Linked DNA regions of Homo sapiens: regions 2 and 3 are each linked to region 1. Evidence: chromatin contacts called from ENCODE Hi-C or POLR2A ChIA-PET data. All regions are on one chromosome and are shown on one strand. The core of a region is the stretch at or near the end of the contact, and the rest is flanking DNA. Distances in the headings are between cores, read along the strand shown. Region 1 has its middle 130 kb from the start of JCAD. Region 2 holds the start of MTPAP (mitochondrial poly(A) polymerase). Region 3 overlaps LOC107984218 (a long non-coding RNA gene).

Region 1 (4,272 bases), core at 173-2,672:
CAGGCACACACATTAGTTCAGTAATTACAATGCTGCAGTAAAGAACTCCTTAATTCTTCCCAGGCCGAGGGAAGGTGCAGATGGCTGGGAAGGTCTGCCCTTCTTCCCTGGCATTGAAGAGGATAGGGACTGCTTGTCTTCTTGGTGGGCGGGCTATTTATTTACTCAGCTCTCTGGATAGCCTCAGAGTGGTAGGCTTAAATAAACCAGAGCGTGGGGGTGGCACGTGCTGGGAAGGTGGGAAGTGAGCCTCCTGTCCCACTCAGGTCTCTCCTGAGTTTGGAGCCACCTTACAAATCACAAATTCCACGGCCAGAGAGTCATGGTTCCAGCAACTCCCCTTGTCACATACAGGCCCGGAGCCAATTCAGCAAAGACAGGAGACATTGCAAACCAAATGGTGAGCTCAAACAAGTCACCATGGCCAGGTGAGGTGGCTCACACCTGTCATCCCAGCACGTTGATAGGCTGAGGTGGGCAGATAGATCACTTGAGCCCAGGAGTTCAAGGCTAGCTGGGCCAACATGGTGAAACTGCGTCTCTGCTAACAATACAAAAATTAGCCGGGCTTGGTGGGGTGTGCCTGTAGTCCCAGCTACTCGGGAGGCTGAGGCAGGAGAATTGCTTAAACCCAGGAGGCGGAGGTTGCAGTGAGCCGAGATAACACCACTGCACTCCGAGTTAGACCCTGCCTCAAAAACAACAACAACAACAACAAAACCCCCAAAACAAACAAAAGCCCCAAAACCCAACAAACAGAAAAACCCCCCAAACAGACAAACAAAAAAACCCAAGTCACCAAGCAGCCATCAAAGCTCCCCTTGCTTTGTTACACCAACTTAGGCGCTTGCTCATCAATCACTGCTCATTCTTCAGTCTATTCCTGAGTGCTTGCTTTGGAATTTACTGTTATTTTTTGTCTCATACTAGATTGTTCCAAGTGGGGCCTATTCTTTCTAATTTTTAATATACATTCCCATATAGTTCACTGAAAATGTTGGACACTCATCAGATCATCTGGATATGATAATTTTGGGTGGGTGGGAGGATGGTGTGATTTGTCCTGGCTACACTGGAATTTTAGAGATCTCTTTTTATTTATTAATTTTTTTTTTGTAGAGACAAGGTTTTGCTCTGTCCCACAGGCTGGAGTGCAGTGGTACAATTGCAGCTCACTGCAACCTCCAACTCCTGGGCTCAAGCAATCCTCCTACCTCTGCCTCCCAAGTAGCTGGGATTACAGGTGTGCACCATTACGCCTGGCTGATTTTAGGAATTTAAAACCAGACTACATCTTTGCTAAAAGTTTCTTTTCACCTTTTGGGGTTCACTTAACTAGTTCAGACACTGTTTGGCAATTCTGGTTCAACAGGACTTGAGAGTGCTCTGGGACTAATTGAGCCAAGTACCATACTATGAATCTGGTTGGTGACTAATGTACTTGGAACTAATAGGAAAGAGTTAGTTTATTTTGGCTCAGTGATCTGGCCAGCCATTGCTTAGTGACCACAAATTATGACCCACAGAAGAAGTGAAGTAATTTATGTATAATCATAGAACAGCTAACACCTAGACAGAGGTTCTTCTGAGCCAGGCATCATGCTAAGAACTTTGCATATATTAACTCATTTAATCCTAAAAACAACCGGCTGAGGTGAGTTTTATCGTTATCCCCGTTGTGCAGATAAGGAAACTTAGGCAGAGAGAGGTAAGCAATTTCTCCAAGGTCACACAGGGTTAGCTGGACCTTATATAGACCCAAGACTCACTCCCTGTCTTGCCTTGCACATTGGCAAAGGCTAACCACGATTTTTAATGAACTCTGGGCAATTAATGGAGTTGATTAGCCGTGGCCGAATTTGTGCTGCCACCATGAGGAGGAAGAATCATAGTCCACCCAGACTGATGAGAACTCAGGAACCAGGAAAGGCAAGGTGAATGTGAAGCTGAGGTCTGTGTCTCCACTCAAGGACCAAACAGGAAATTCAGGGTGGGAGGGGGGCTCTGTCCAGTCTCCCAGCAGTGACCAGGGACAATGAGCTGGGCTTGGGCACCGCAGGGCTTAATTGTGGACTGTACCATGTTAACCGAGCTCAGAGTCCAAAGGCTAAAGTGAAACAGAAAGCCAGGCCGACTGTCTGGCTGGGTCATCTGCCCAAGAGGATTAGAGGAGGCAGAGCAACGCAGGTGTGAGTTAGCAGGGTGGAAAAACGAACCCAGCGTGCAGGCGCAGCTAGGAAGAGGTGGGGACAGATGCCCTCCGAGCGTGCCGCACTACTTCTCACGGGAAACCTTCAGGCCTGGGGAGTCTCTGGGGCGTGGTGAGGGAGGTGCTGTTCCTCCTCTCATATTCCTGGCTTGGCAGAGCCTGGTCCTGAAGTTGGGATATGGTCTAGTTACTAATATATTCTGTTAGGACATGACCAGGACACAGGAATCCCAGCTCACCGCATCCCCACCTGGGTTCAGAGAAGCAGATTGGATAGTGGGTAGACGGATGGCCTTTCGAAGCAGATAAACCTGGGCTCAGACTTTGGCCTCCGTTAACTCTTAGCTATGTGACCTTGGGCAAATCTATAACCTCCCTCTAAGCCTCAGTCTTGCCAGTTATAAAATGGGAATATTAATAAAACATGTAACTAACCAAGTTAATGTAGTAGTTAAATGCCATAAGAGGTGCAGGATAGTTTGCAGAAGGGTTGACTTGCACTAAATGATACCTCTATTTGCTGTTGTTATCAGTGTCAGGAATAACAAACGTTATTGGCTGGAAGGTGGCAAGGAGAGGGCAGGACTGAGCTAAATCATCCTTCTAATTGTTTGCGGGGCTCTCTTTTCTTCCTCTACTTCTAACTACTTGGATATGAGCCCTTCCAAAGGATCTCCCCTCCCCCAGAATCCCAAGCAAATGCCAGGTGCTTAAGGGACAGCAGGGTGGTGGCTCAGGAGGAAGCCCTAGGTCTTCTCCCACAACCAACTCTCACCTCAGTTCTTGCCTCAGCCAGAAGAGCTGCTGTGGGTCCCTTGATCCAAATAGCCGTAATAAAGCTAAGCTGCCTCGGATTTCTAAGGCCATTTTCTCAGAAGAGTCCCGTGGGCCCCTTTGAGTCAATCCTGGGAAGCCAACGGGGTGGAAGGAGAGTCAGGCTCCACGAGGTCGGGACTGTCAGCTCAGAGTCTATTCCTGGCCCTTCCTAGCCTCACCTGGGTCTAAGTACGCTCCCTGGCCCCACAAATGCCCCGTTAGCTATAGGCATCACCTGCTGAGCTCCCAGCCTCTTTGCGAGGTACTCCTTATTCTTCCAACTTTCAAACAATAGAAACACAAAATCTGTGTTTCTGTGTTTGGACACAACTCTCGTCACTTTGGATAGGTGCCTCCAGCTGTATGATGAGACGTGGGCTCTGCTCACTCACCGTGACCTCGAAACCCTTGAGACCCCTGTGGAGCAGAGCACGTCCTCACCCCCAGCAGCCCAGCCTCCTCCTGGGACCCCCTTCTGTCCCATCAAGGGACATCTCTGATACCTGGGAGACCTGGGCACCGGAGCCCCTTGCTCACCAGCCCCTGCCCAGTGAAGAATGAATGACTTCAGGATCCACTGCTTAACAAAGAAACACATGAAGGGGCCTGATTTTCCCGGCTGCTAAGAGGGGAAAGGAAGCTGGGCTCTGTGAATCACACAATGCCATCCAAACAATTCAAGGAAATGTCCAAGGGAAGGGACCAAAATAGCCCAGCACATCCCTGCATGCTGGGAGAGTCAAGAAAATGAAAGCCGGGGTCTGTCCAGCACAAGGAGATGGGACATTTAAAAAAAGAAAAGACAGTTTCCCCACAGCAGAGGAAGCTGCCATTTATAAATATTTACTGAGACAAAGTTGTGCATTCACTTCCAAGCCCAGGAAGGAAATATTCCAGGGCAGAGGTAGAGGTCTGGGTGCTGGAGGCCGGCTCTCCCCTGCCGGGGAGCCAGCCACCGTGCCCATCAATCTGATCCTCAGCTCTGGGTTACGTGACAGATTGTGGGTAGCTTGACATAGGCCACGATGAGACGAGCCGCACTGCAGAAATGGGCAAGTGTCACACAGGAGGGCTCCTCTCCCCACCACCACAGGACCGACAGTTCCACGTTTACCAGCACGTCACTGGGCGGAGAGACCAGTAAGGGACCCAGCACATCCCAGCAGGTGGCAGGACTTCACTCCTAGTGGGTTTTGGCTTGACTGTGGATGCCCAGGAAGACGAGCCTTTGGCCCAGGCTGTGTCCT
Region 2 (3,845 bases), core at 827-3,326, 160 kb after region 1:
AGACCAACCTGGAAATGGGAAATTAACAGATTTTAGCTCACTATAAATATTTTTCAACCATTAGAGGCTGACCAAAAATGGAATTGACTGATTTATGCAACAATGTTCCTTATTGCTATAAACTGGTAATGAATCCTCACACTGAATGAAAAACTGAATTGGATATTTCTCAAGTTCCTTCCAATTATAAAATCACATGCTTCTAGGTGAGTATAAGGTGTACTTAACTGTCCTTCTTTAAAATGGTAAAGACATCCAAATGAGGATTTTGTTATTTCCTGCAAGAATCCCTGAATATTTAGTCGTATTATTCTAATGACACAAAATGAAACATTTCCTTAAAAAAGAAAAATAGCAAAGCTACAGTAAATGAAGAGTATAGTCTTGGAATTAGAAGTGAGTTTTACTGGCTGGGCGCGGTGGCTCACGCCTGTAATCCCAGCACTTTGGGAGGCCAAGGCAGGCAGATCACCTGAGTCTGGAGTTCAAGATCAGCCTGGCCAACATGGTGAAACCCCATCTCTACTAATAACACAAAAATTAGCCAGGCGTGGTGCCACGTGCCTGTAATCCCAGCTACTCGGGAGGCTGAGGCAGGAGAATCACTTAAACCCGGGAGGCCAAGGTTGCCGTGAGCCAAGATCGTGCCATTGCACTCCAGCCTGGGTGACAGAGCAAGACTTCGTCCCGAAAAAGAAAAAAAAAAAACAGTGGGTTTTTTAATTTTTGCCACCGAATAGCTGAGTTTAGCTTGAACTACTCAAGCTACCCTTGGACTACCCTGTTCCCTCATCTATAAAATGGAGTAACAGTTATTTCCTTCCACACCTACGCTACAGGGTTGTTTCATATATCAAAGAGCATATGAACATACTCTCAAATTTAAACACCCATACAAATGTTAAATTACAATAGCTTTTTTGGCAGAATCCTTACTCAAATTTTCAGCGTTACTTAGAAATGTTCAACAGAAGTAGCTTCCACTAAATACAATCCAATCAATATTTGAATGAAATACATAAAGATTTCTCACTGCCTGCCAATGTAAGTCTTTTATACAGTCTGATAAAGACACCAGCTTATTTTAGGGAAAAAATAGCTCCAAGGAATCGTAGAAGTCAATACATTTTGTTTAATAATTTGACTAGAAGTCTAAATTAACTGAGCTAGTGACCTTGCCTAAGTTATTTACCTCTTTGAACCATTTTCTACATCTGTAAAATGGACACAGTGATACATTTCTTGCAAGATCGTTTTAAGAACTGTAAATAGAATACACAAGCTCTTGAGTCACAAGAGAGGTTCAATAACACTGGCTTCTCAATACACAAAGAAGCATATAAATGTAGAACGAACGCGGGACAACAGCCTGTTGCAGTGAATCCAAATCTGTTACCAGACTGATTTGGTTCAAAATGGCCAAAAAGAATAAAGTAAACGGCAGTACATTTCATAGACAGAACCCTATGTCTAGGAACCAAGAATCCTCTTGATTCATCAGGCTACAATATAACTCGGCCTCCAGCAACAACTTAATGTATCAAAATCAGAAATATACGTACACGATGCAGCGACTGGCTCAGGTGTGTAGCATTACTATCATTGGGAACACTATTTCGTCAAACTGTAAAGTGCAAGCAAACTGGGTTCCTGACCTGAATTTCATGGAAGTCTAAACAACTCCATTACTGTACACAGGAGTCGCCCCAAACAAACATCACACATCTCACTTCTGCCTCAGCAACGGCGGCGACCCTGGGTTCCCCTACAGAGATCAGAGGAGAGGAGAGGACAGGACACAGCCCCACCCTCTTGCCAAAGGGTCCACAGCCGTTTCCACAGGCCACGTGTTTCCCCGTGATCCCAGACTCCTCGCCCGCTGTGGGACGGAACTACAGGGCAAACCGGCGCCATCACCTGTCTCCACGCTCCCTGAAGGCTGCTCGTCTCTCCTAAGGTCTTTGGCCACAGTTCCTGGGCAACTCAAAAGCCTGACGATAGGCCGCTGGACTCGAGTTCTTCTCCGGGCACACAGGTTCAAACGGGTCAAGAGCCCCACGCCGGGAACCGCCATTGCTAAAAAAAAAAAAAAAAAAAAAACAGCACTAGCGCGAAGCTGAAAGGTCAGCGCGTTTTCGCGCATGCGTCGGGGGGGAGGGGGGGGGCAAAAGAAATGGGAAGCCTCGAGGGTCAAACTAGGCGAAAGAAGTTCGCTTTTAGAGGAAGAGAGGAAATTGAGGCCGGAAAGAAGATACCTAAGCTTTCAGACATGGTTTACTTCCACAGTCACACAATTTACCAAATGAAAAGTTCCATAGAAGGAGCGCTCCACCTACTCTTGTAAATAGCATCATGAAAATAGAACCAGAGCCCGGGCGCGGTGGCTCATGCCTGTAATCCCAGCACTTTGAGAGGCTGAGGGAGGTGAATCTCCTGACGTTACGGGTTCGAGACCAGCCTGGCTAACATGGCGAAACCTTGTCTCTACTAAAAAATACAAAAAAATTAGCTGGGCGTGATTACATGCCTGTAATCCCAGCTACTTGGGAGGCTGAGGCACGAGAATCACTTGAACCCAGGAGGCGAAGGTTGCAGTGAGCCGAGATCGCGCCACTGCACTTAAGCCTGTGCAACAGAGCGTGACCCTGTCTCAAAAAAAAAAAAAAAAAAAAAGTTAAAATAATGGAAAGGCTTTTAACCTCTCTGAAAGGGGCACCAGGAGCAGGCAGGGCATCATCATCTTCCTTGAACCATGTGAGGACATTTTACAACCTCTGCCAATATGCCTCAATTCAAATTAAAATTCAAGTGGTTTTGCCAGCCCCTCCTCCAAGTGAGAGGTACATACCTCATCTTAAAGCCATACGAAAGGCATTGGAGAGGACTGGTTCAGTCTTCTCATTTTGGACATGAGAAAGTGGGGCACAGATCAGACAACGACTGGCTATAGGTCACACCTGGGGAGTCAAAGTTTAAAGTCAGAGCTCTGCCCTTGATTCAAGGCTCCTCCTCAGTGCCTGTGTCATAACCAGTGGCCCTTGCTCGGGTGCCTGGGAAAAGGACATACGAAACAGTGCAAAGAAGCCTGCAACTGAAGGCAGCCTCCCCGGGGGAATACACTGCTGCTGGAGGCGAAAGGAAAAGCAAGGGGCCTCGCAATCGGAGCGTGAGAGAGGACAAACCAGCACCGGAACTGACTAGCCAGCTCTGTGTTAGCATGGTGCTATTGCCTTGCAGGTATTTTCCTTTTTAATCATCTCAACAAATCTGAGTGATTAAACCCATTTCATGGATGAGAACACGGAGGCTTAGAGACAGTAAGTAACTTGTCTAAGGTGGCCTCATTAGAAGTTGGCTGTGCTGGCTGGGTGTGGTGGCTCACGCCTGTAATCCCAGAACTTTGGGAGACCAAGGCGGGAGGATCACCTGAGGTCAGGAATTCCAGACCAGCCTGGCCAACATAGCGAAACCCTGTCTCTACTACAAATACAAACATTAGCCAGGTGTGGTGGTGGGCACCTGTAATCCCAGCTACTTGGGAGGCTGAGGCAGGAGAATCACTTGAACCCAGGAGGCAGAGGTTTCAGTGAGCCAAGATTGTGCCACTGCACTCCAGCCTGGCAACAGAGCAAGACTCTGTCTCAAAAAAAAAGTTGGCTGTGCCATTTGACCCCAGGTCAGTCCCCAGATCCTGGGCCTTCCACTCGGACACACACTCAAGGCCACCCTCAGGCCACACAGAGTCCTGCCACTCCCACATGGATGTTGAAGAATCTCAAAGTTAGATAGAAGTATATTTGATTTTGATACTTCCAAGGAAAGTCCTGCGTAAGCAATGAGTTTGG
Region 3 (3,968 bases), core at 1,413-3,912, 190 kb before region 1:
TTGTAATGTTTCTTTGCGGTCATCTACCCTTTCCTTATTAATTTGTAGGAATTCTTTATATATTTTAGATACGAATCCTTTGTTAGGAAATGTATTGCAAGTAACTTCTCCCACTTTGTGGCTTGCATTTTTATTTTCTTAGTTGCGACTTTTGATTAACAGAAGTTATATATACACTTTTTTTTTTTTTTTGCAAATGCAGGGCGCCATGATATTCTACACACATGGGGATATGGGGGTGCCGCCATGTTGCCAGGCACATGTGAGGGCAAGGAAGAGGGTGAGAATCGCCATGTTTGGGTGGACCCATTTTCTAATGGCCAGCATTTATTTGCATATCAGAGGTTGCCGGCCTAGCTCTAAGAGCCGGAGCTTTCCTGCTAGATAAGAAACTTTTCTTTAGCTGCTTTAAAAGAAACAAAAACTTTCCAAGGACCGCTTTCCCTATCTGCCTAAAATAATTTCTTATTAACTCCTATAACATTATGATGTTCACACGATGATGAAATTGCCTTCACATTTCTCATAACATATCCCCACTGTTAAGTGACACACAACTGTACCATGTGTGTTCCTTATTTTGTCTATTTCCCCCACTAGAACGCAACCTCTTTCTCTGACAGCCAAGGTTTTTGTCTTCTTGGCTCTCTGCTGTCCCCTCAGTGTCTAGCATAGATGCCCGAGTGAGGCTTATGATGTTGTGAGTGTTCATGAGTGTTCAATGAGATCATGTCTGTAAGGCAGCAGGAACAGTGCCCAAAGGCCAGGAGAGCCTCAGGACCTGGTGGTGTCTGCCATCATTGTTCTGACGGTGGGGAGGTGGCAGGTGACTTCTCTGTGCCTCACAATCTGTCCAGGGCCGTGCTGGGGTCTGTCCACCATCAAGGGCCTCTGCAAGAATAAAGAAGTGAGGTGCCTTATGTGAGCCCTTCAGGCACTGAAGCTTCCAGAGGGCCCCCTCCCTACCATGACACCGGGCTCCACCCCCAGCGCTCCCCAGGACAGGGCTTGAACGCTCCCACGGATCGCAGCAGGCCCCTCCGCTCCTGTCTGGCACCTCATTATCAGAAAGATGTGGACCCACTGGAGCGAGTTCAGAGAAGCGCAGCAGCCCCAGGGAGGCGAGGTCGCGGGCTGATTTACGAGGCAAGGCTGGAGGGGGATCACGAGAGCAGAAGACACCCTGGGAGAGCAACTATGAGATGTGTGCGGCTGGCGTGGGGTGGGTGTTTCTTGAAACATTCCAGGATGAAACAAAGGAGAGAAGCTTTGAGACTGGCTGTGGCGGGAGGTGTCCCTGACAAGGAAAGCCTCACATCAGCAGAACATTCTTTCCACAGGAGAGTGGGAGGCTACTATTTAGAAAGCAACAAATTAGACAAGATCCAGCACGGTGAACTGTGATTGATGAAACTCCCTGAACCAGCCTGGATAGGATATCTTTGGTCTCTAGGACACTCAAGACATTGCCAAGGATCCATGATCTTGTCATCCTCATCCTGTCAGGCTCAAAGAGCAACGAGGGGAGCATATTTAACTTGCTCAAATGAAAATAAACATGGACAAGTCAGGGAAAGGGTTGGGGAGAATTCTGGAGTGTTTACACATGACGATCTGCTAGGCCATGCCTCTCAATAAACCTATGCCTTAGAGAAAGGTTTTTCAGCCTCAGAGTTCTTGACATTTTGGGCCAGATCATTCTTTGTTTTATGGTGGCTGTCCCGTGCATTGGAGGATATTTTGCGGCATCTCTGCCTCTACCCACCAGATGCCAGGAGCCTTCTACACCAGTCATAATAAAAATGTCTCCAGACATTGCTACAGGTCCCCCTTGGGGGCAAAATCACCTCTGGTTGAGAACCACTGCCCCGGGTGAGCTGAGCATGAGAATCTGCTCTCTGTTCTGTCTGTCTTGAAACTCAAGGCTTTGACATGTTGTGAGCATCTTGCCATACTGAACATGTTTCAGAGATATTTCTTCTACTGCGCAGCTTGTGGATGTAATCCAGACACCCTGGGGTGAAGAAAAAGCTACCCCATGTTGGGCTTATTGAGAGATGATCTTACATGGAGACTTCCAGAACACTTTTTTTTTTTTTTTGTAGAGATGGGGTCTGGCTACATTGCCCAGGCTGGTCTCCAACTCCTGGCCTTAAGTGAACCTCCCACCTGGACCTCCCTAAGTGCTGGGATTACAGGCGTGAGCCACTGCACCCTCCCCCTGGAGCATTTTTCAAGGATCTCTTTGACTCTGTATGACTTTCATCTTATCCTCTAACTATAGAGCCTGATTTGTAAGTAGGGCGCTCTCCATCATAATAATCTTTGGCCACTCCTGGGATCATAAGAAAGACTGATGGATTTCAAAGTATTTGGAAAATAGAGGCAGGCAAATTGCTGTTCTTGAGAAGGGAGGTGTTGACAATTGTGCTAAGAGTGGAAGCGTGGCATAGAGGTTATGATCCCTGAAACTCATGTGGACAATGAATGCCTCGAGATAAAGGGTCAGCTGCTATAGCCAAGAGACCAAACACATGGTGCCTGAAGGAAGATAGATGTTTATTTCTCTCTCATGTAATGGTCTCCACATTGGAGGACTGTTTCTGCTAAATAAATCAGAGCATTGACCCTCACTGGCAAGGACCCAGGTGTCTGTCTTGTGATTTCATCATCTCCTAGGGTGTTGCCTTTGGCTGCAAAGCTGGGGCCAGGTCGTGAGATGTCATTGAAGGGAAAAAGAGAGAGCGTCTGGGACAGCAAATTCCTCTTGAGCAAGTGAGGCAGAAGTGGCATCTGTCTCTCTGAAAAGAACTTGGTTATATGGCCACACCCAGTCACATGGAAGGCTGGGGAGGGTAGACTTTACCTGTGTGGTCAAGTACTCGGGAAGTAGGGGAAAACAGGCCAGAGGAGGAAAGCAATGTCTACCGAACAAGAAATTCAAGTTCGAATCCTAAAGTAAAACACCCTTCAGCAAAGGACTAATCCATTTTTCACAGTCTCTCTAGATTGTATTTGATCTCCTCGAACTCCCTGCATGTCCCTGGATTTTGGGCCAAAGACTGTTTAAAGACAGGCATTCTGTCACTCCCAAAACACACTCCTGAGGGAGAGTCAGTTAAGCCATCTCAGGATAGGGGTTGCTTGAAAGCAGATGGGGGATGGCCCGAATTTTTGGTAGGTCCTCAGGGGCCTCCCTTGCTATGCTGGGATGTGGCCAAAATCACCTTATGGCTTTTGGGGGTTGTCAACAATGGGCAGACCAACATTTTCCTACTTCCCTGAAGAATTTCTGTGCTGGAGGAATTATCCTCCCAGCCTGGGGGCAAAGCTAACTGCATAACCAAAAGGCTCATGGAAAATAGTAGAAAAAGAACAAAAGTGGTCAGGTAAGGTGGCTCAGGCCTATAATCCCAGCACTTTGGGGGGCCAAGGCAGACAGATCACCTGAGGTTAGGAGTTCAAGACCAGCCTGGCTGATGCAGCGAAACTTCATCGCTACTAAAAATACAGAGTAGCTGGGTGTGGTGGTGTGCGCCTGTAATCCTAGCTACTCAGGAGGCTGAGGCAGGAGAATCACTTGAGCCTGGGAAGCAGAGGTTGCAGTGAGATAAGATTGTGTCACTGCAGTCCAGCCTGGGTGACAGTGAGACTCTGCCTCAAAAAAAAAAAAAAAAGTTTGGGAGGCCAAGGAGGGTGGATCATCTGAAGTCAGGTGTTTGAGACCAGCCTGGTCAACATGGTGAAACCCTGTCTCTATTAAAAACACACAAAATTAGCTGGGCATGGTGGCAGGTGACTGCAGTCCCAGCTACTTAGGAGGGTAAGGCAGGAGAATCACTTGAACTCAGGAGGTAGAGGCTGCAGCGAGCCGAGATTGCACCACTGCACTCCAGCCTGGGCGGCAGAGTGAAACTCCTTCAAAAAAAAAAACAAGCTAATTGAAAAGGAACAAGAGAGCCTCCTCT

What was found. Hi-C counts contacts between places; a loop is a spot of excess contacts on that map. ChIA-PET counts read pairs that join two places held with the same protein, here RNA polymerase II (POLR2A). Pooled maps may share reads with other maps.
Region 2: a map of sigmoid colon shows a loop between it and region 1 (3-fold over the local background). The contact joins the promoter of MTPAP here to the enhancer-like site in region 1. A Hi-C loop is called at or near these places in 1 of 168 maps with a recorded cell type or tissue (sigmoid colon) and 3 of 50 pooled maps. POLR2A ChIA-PET finds 5 or more read pairs at or near these places in 3 of 52 experiments (OCI-LY7, PC-9 and Panc1).
Region 3: a loop to region 1 is called in a map of heart left ventricle, with 4 times the contacts of the local background. The contact joins two enhancer-like sites. A Hi-C loop is called at or near these places in 22 of 168 maps with a recorded cell type or tissue (Caco-2, HCT116, PC-9 and 10 more), 2 of 37 single-sample maps with no recorded cell type and 19 of 50 pooled maps. POLR2A ChIA-PET finds 5 or more read pairs at or near these places in 2 of 52 experiments (BJ and PC-9).

The regions. Positions count from the first base shown.
Region 1 is chr10:30,184,634-30,188,905 of GRCh38, forward strand. No RefSeq gene overlaps it. Among named protein-coding and RNA genes, the nearest start is that of JCAD, 130 kb to the left of the region's middle. Within about 2 kb of position 1,423, at least 9 of the 41 ENCODE cell types and tissues checked have a DNase peak (open chromatin) inside an H3K27ac peak, as active enhancers do; they include PC-9 and Panc1, where a contact is called at or near this core.
Region 2 is chr10:30,347,202-30,351,046 of GRCh38, forward strand. It overlaps MTPAP (mitochondrial poly(A) polymerase), which reads right to left and starts at 2,077. Exons shown (of 9, transcript NM_018109.4): 1 at 1,918-2,077. The coding sequence starts at 2,074. RefSeq lists enhancers at 557-1,057, 1,639-1,738, 1,749-1,818, 1,869-1,918, 1,949-2,088.
Region 3 is chr10:29,992,374-29,996,341 of GRCh38, forward strand. LOC107984218 (a long non-coding RNA gene) reads right to left here. Exons shown (of 2, transcript XR_001747403.2): 2 at 115-891. Among named protein-coding and RNA genes, the nearest start is that of JCAD, 65 kb to the right of the region's middle. Within about 2 kb of position 2,663, at least 3 of the 41 ENCODE cell types and tissues checked have a DNase peak (open chromatin) inside an H3K27ac peak, as active enhancers do.